Regions from separate parts of the Homo sapiens genome. Here region 1 is linked to region 2. Evidence: chromatin loops called from intact Hi-C (ENCODE). Cell type or tissue: chondrocyte. All regions are shown on one strand. Each heading gives the region's core, and the rest is flanking DNA. Links, peaks and the distances in the headings are about the cores only.

Region 1 (2,919 bases), core at 285-2,784, 50 kb before region 2:
AGCTGCTTCTTAGAATGCCCTGGAGGACATGCCCCAGTAGTTAGCAGCTTTCTATAGAATGTGGTACATAATACTTCTTTGTCTTTAGTTTTGGACCCAAGTCATAAGAAAAGTTCCAGTCAACACCCTATTACGTAATCAGTAGAACCAACAGATGAGAAGAGAAACCAAAATTATTGGTAGGCTATTGACATACATGGCAGATGCGCAATCTAAAAAAATGTATCCCAAATTTGGGTTAAATAATCAATAATCTGTGCCTGTGTCTTCACATGGTGTTCTCCTCCAAGTCTCTGTCTTTTTTTTCCTGTCTCTTACAAGGACACTCTAGTTGGATTTAGGAGCCTCCTTAATCTGATGCCATCACATCTTGGTCCTTAACTTAATTAGATCTACAAAGACTCTTTTTTCAATGAGGTCACATTCTGAGATTTCAGAATAAATCTGAAATAAATGGACATAAATGTTTGGAGGTTGGGTGGAGGACACTATTCAACCCAGTCCTCTGGAGTTGGCATGACCAGCTCTGATGCCCTGGAGACTCAGTTGAGTGTGGCAGCAGAAAAGAAATGTTATCCTGGAAAGAGTGAAGACTCTAAAAGAAGCTGCTTGGAAAGTCAGAGGTACAAAGAAAGGAGTAATAGGCAAAGAGAATAGAGTGGATGGGTGTAAGAGCACAGGAAAGAGACAGTGGATGGAGACCCGGGATATAAACGGTGAGAGTGTGGGAGTTTTAAAGAGAATGAGACCACAAATATGGGGAAAGGAGGAGGTATTTCTGTCTAGGTTTCTGGGGACTGGTTTGATTAGAAAGGAATGAGACTAAACTACAGGGAGTAAAAGACCTGAGGGGATTTCTAAAACCACAGGGACTTTCTGAGAGTTTCAATTACGGTTAGTTTATGAGGAATCTCAACATCATCTAGTCCAAATGTGAAGTAGTGTTTATTTTTCTCAGTCATTCCATCAACTGGATTCTGAAATTCCCCTCTTGTCACTCCTTAGTGATATCTTGAGCAGATTTAATACTTCTGCAGTCCTTTTGAGATACTGATACTCCAATCTAGTTTAAAATTCTAAATCTCCATCTTCATCTAAAACTCATCTTCTTTCTGCATGTCACAGGCTAGGTCTGTAGCTCAACCTTGGCATATATTTTGGAGGTAGGCATGGTTTATCTGAGATACACTCTTCTTGCCCCTCCCTCTCCCAGATCTAGCTCCCTGAAGTGGAGATCAAGGATGAGTGGTAAGAAGGCAGATATCCTTTTCTATAATTGTGTCGATTAAGGTACAGTCTAAGCTGCAGGACTGGGAGACCTCAAATACAGAGGCTTAAATAAGATTGAGGTTTATTTCTTTCTCATATAATAGAAAAAAGTATAGCTAAGAGGTCTAGAATAGGTAAGCTGTCTCTATTCCACAAAATCATTCAAGGGCTCAGGATGACCAGATGTCTCTGTTTCCTATAGCTCTGGTCTTATCCTATGGCCTCCATTCTCCCTTGCATGGAGCCACAGGAGCTGATGAAGCCCTCCTGTGCCTTTTTGTGTGTGTGTGGCCCATGGGATGCTGAGGTGGAGATACACCCCCTTTCCCAGGTACCTGATACCACAGTCTCTAATTGCCAGTTGGCAAGGGTTGGTCCAATGGAAATCTCCAACAGAGTAGACACCAGTCGCTCTACTAATTTACACTCCTGAACCCCCAGGGGGCACGTGTAATGTTCTCTAATACTGCTCAGATGGGCAGGGGGATCAACCTCAGAGGGTGATCCTACACATTGCTGCATCAAAACAAGAATCCTCTTGAGGAAAGAAATGCCTGATCTGCCTGTCCCGTGTCTAAGAGTAATTTTACTGTTATTTCCCCTTCACTTGGCTTGAGAAAGAGATGTCATCTCTTGCATAGGGAGAAGAGCTTGCAGGCTTACATCATTAACACTCATCTCCTGGTGCTGCTGACTCTCTTGTCACCCTCCCCAGCATTCTCAGGTGAATGGGGGAAGGTAGGGTGAGGCGATGCTGTGGACAGTGCTATCTGGTTCTACTGCTTCTTAGAATGCCCCGGGGGACATGCTTCAGTTGCTAGCAGCTTTGTATAGAATGTGGTACATAATACTTCTTTGTCTTCAGTTTTGGACCCAAGTCATAGGACAAGTTCCAGTCAACACCTTATTATGTAATCAGTACAACCAACAGATGAGAAGAGAAACCACATTGTTGATAGGCTATTGAATTATATGGCAGATGAGCAATCTAAAAAAAGTATCCTAAATTTGGGTTAAATAATTAATAAAAAAGACATTTCATCTATAGTAATAGAAAAAAAGGCAAAGAATAGTGGTATGGGTTTATGTCTATTGGTTCAAAAAGTCCACTTTATAGAATATATATTAAAAAAATAATTGTTCAGCCAGGCACAGTGGCTCATGCCTGTATTCCCAGCACTTTGGGAGGTCGAGGTGGGTGGATCACCTGAGGTCGGGAGTTCGAGACCAGCCCGACCAACATGGAGAAAACCTGTCTCTACTAAAAATACAAAATTAGCCGGGCGTGGTGGTGCGTGCCTGTAATCCTAGCTATTCAGGAAGCTGAGGCAGGAGAATCTCTTGAACCTGGGAGGTGGAGGTTGTGGTGAGCCGAGATCATGCCATTGCACTCCAGCTTGGGGAGCAAGAGCGAAACTCCATCTCAAAAAAAATAAATAAATAAAAATAAAAGTAATTGTTCATACACATCCCAAGGAAACATTGCTGCTTATTGCAGAATTGTTTCTAATTGTGAAAATTGGAAGCAATTTAAATGTCCAACAACAGAAGATTGGTAAAATGCATTATAAACTAAAATATTAAAAATTGCATTATAAATAAAAAGGAATATTATCCAGCCAATAATCATGAAATTGTAAATGGATAATT
Region 2 (2,919 bases), core at 251-2,750:
GTTTGTATCTTATGAATTCCTCATGCTAGTGATTATTTTAAAAATTGTACTCAAGAAGGCCAACCCGAGAGTACAGGGAGGGCACTGGGTGTCAATCTAGAAGCCAGGCCATGCTACCATTTAGCCAGTAGCTGGAGTTGAGGAGCTAGAGTCTAGCAGCTTGGGGGCTGAGCATCTCTCTTTCTCTTCCCTGGTGAGCCCATGGTCTGTCTGGCAGAAGGGGAAACCCAAGGAAACCACAGTGGAATGGAGACAAAGCATGGGGAAGGTGCCTTCCTGGGCAGGACACTGATGTAAATGTGATTCTTGGCTTCTGGAGGAGTGAGACCGATTCTGCACAAGGGTTGGTAAATCTTGAGTAAATTATTCAGAATGAGACTTTCACCTTTAATTAGTTAATGAATTCACCTTTAATTATTTAATGAATTCACCTTTGATTAATTAATCCAGCTTTAATTCACATTTAATTAATTAACTTGGAACACACGAAGAATGTAAGATTAGCCCTAAAGTCACCAGGATTTAGTTATTTCATGCTAGAACCCTCAGTTTAGCAATACCATTTACAAAACAGATGTGTTTTATTACAAGTTTAAAAATAACACATTAGGCTGAGCTCTCAGCAACTTCACAGCTGGACAATCCTTAAATCTTACCTATCAAATCATTTTGCTGTTCCTGTCTCAGAAACTTAAATACCATCCAACATTTCCTAATATGCTTGGTTTTGACTGTTATGAATTACAATCAGAAAAAATAAATTTTACATGAGTTGAACGTTATTTGCTTTTGAGGCTTGAAATACAAGTAACACCTAGCCTCATACAAACCTGATGATATACTTTTACCCAAGAAATTTCAGATTTCAACAAAGACCCACTGTTCTGAATCATGACATTGATGCGGAAGTGAGCATACCCAGGCTGAATGCTGTAACAGCAGCCGGTGTCATGAACTCCGATCATGTTTTAAAAATGACTCTGGAGCTTGTAAGTTCCTTTTTATTTCCTTGCCATTTGTCAACCTGGAGCTTGTTTCATTTTTTTCCCCGAGGAAACTGAACTCTTAAGTGAAGTCTGTCTGTGTATTCCTCAGGGGGCTTTCACAATCTCTTAGCATCTCTACAGATAAATTGCAATCCTTTCTGGACGTCAACAGTTGAGTTGTTGAGAATGGTCTGTATTCTCTCAGCAAATGTGGCAAAGAGAGCTGTACTGAAATGGAATTGCAGTCCTTGAATTCCCAACAGATTAGTGGGAAGAAGGAATTTTACATCTAAATTTTGGCAAATGTTCCCCAAAGTTCACTCCTTTATCTATTATGATGAACCATTCAAGAGAAGCATAGACTAGGCATATTAAAAGTGGGTGAGAATTTGGAGATTGTCAAGTATAACTCTCACTTTCAAATGGGGAAATTGAGGCTTTAGAATTTTAAATGGCCCACCCAAGCCCAAGGTCATAGTCTTTTAACTCCTAATGTTTTTCCTTCCAATCCACAACCAAGTGGCCTTTACTTTTTGCATTTGATTTTTATTCTCTCATTCCTTCTATTGCAATTCTCAAGAACAGAGCCCTGGATGGGGCACTTTGATTATCCCGTCTATATTCCCCAAAGTCATTTGAGGTCTAGGCTTTCTCTGCAGTCTTCCTCCATGGCCAAAGCATCCTGTATTTGCCACCTGATTCTATCCCCGAAAAAAACATTCTTTTGCCATCGGTAACTTGCAATGGGGGCTGCTCCTCAGATCAGCCACCCCTGGTCTAGGAGCCAGAAAATGTTCTCTATGTAAAGGATGGGGAATAATGGGGAGCCTGTTCTCCCCTGGAGGTTTCAAAGGCAACTTAATCACCAGCATCCTGCTGGGGATACATACCTTGGTCCCTGAGCTCAATTTTCCACCTGGTGTGCTGTGACCCATGACTTGCTGCTGCCATTGATCCTTTTAACCCTGGACAGGGCTCCTTGAGGACCCACTTGAGATAGGGAGTGGGTCTGGTAGTGCATCCTGAAGTCCTGCCAGGGGACAAGCACAATGAAAAACTCCTGACTGTGGGTCTGGAAGTGGCCTACACCTGTACATCTATTCAACAGCCAGCTGCTGAGACACTGCCCTCCTTCACAGATGGGGGCTCTGAGCTGCTGGACAACACTGCGTTCTGGATGTTCAAGGACAAAGTTGCAGCCAACAGTAGGGGTGTTCAGGATTATGGTTAGGGAAGCTGGGTGGGGGATCCTGGCTAGCACAACTCCCGACAGCAGCCCATGTCTGCCTCTTCACAATGAGATTCTTGTCTTCAGAATCTGTCTTGTTAGTGGTGTCCAAGCAGCCTCAAGGGTAACTATTAATACTCTAACAACACATGCACATTCTAGTCATTATTTTGAAATACTTAATGAAAAGCCAGTGGAGTGAACTCTAAATCAATTCACATTTTCCCCAAGACGTTTATTTCAGTATTCTTTTTGCCCTTCAAATCTTTGCTCCAATCCCATTTCCGTTGAAGACTTCCTGGATGACCTAGTAGAAAATGGCAGCACTCTTTGTCCACCTTCCTTGCTTTTTATTTCTCCATAGCATTTGCCATCTTCTAAGTTTACTTCTAAGTTTTCTCTTTATCCTGCTGATTCCCTGTCTTCCCCCACTAGAATGCAAACTCTTTTAGAGCAGAAATTTTTTTCTGTTTTGCTCACAGATATTGTCTCTATCTCTGCCTAGAACAGTGCCTGGCACAGGTCCACTCCCCAGGGATTTTCTTTCTGTGTTGATTTTATTTTCTTTGTTGATTGGCCTCCTCTGCTCCTCTGAAGTCCAGCAGGGCCTCTGTTGCCAAGGCTGCCCCCTTCAGTGTCAGCGCTTATTGTTGGAAATCAAGGATACAGATTTTACTTGTAAGGGGGTGTATTAGTCCATTTTCA

The links. A loop is a pair of places that touch in the nucleus more often than their neighbours do. Peaks named below come from ENCODE experiments on the same cell type or tissue, not always from the same donor. Only the 100,000 strongest peaks of a DNase experiment are listed, where the experiment ranks them.
Region 1: a loop joins it to region 2, with 4 times the contacts of the local background. A loop is called at or near these places in 31 of 110 quality-filtered maps.

What each region holds. Positions count from the first base shown.
Region 1 is chr4:38,817,685-38,820,603 of GRCh38, reverse strand. No RefSeq gene overlaps it. Among named protein-coding and RNA genes, the nearest start is that of TLR1, 14 kb to the right of the region's middle. RefSeq lists enhancers at 872-991, 2,037-2,146, 2,167-2,216. In chondrocyte, for the core only: no CTCF peak of the experiment used is centred there; no DNase peak of the experiment used is centred there.
Region 2 is chr4:38,767,316-38,770,234 of GRCh38, reverse strand. No RefSeq gene overlaps it. Among named protein-coding and RNA genes, the nearest start is that of TLR10, 14 kb to the left of the region's middle. In chondrocyte, for the core only: no CTCF peak of the experiment used is centred there; no DNase peak of the experiment used is centred there.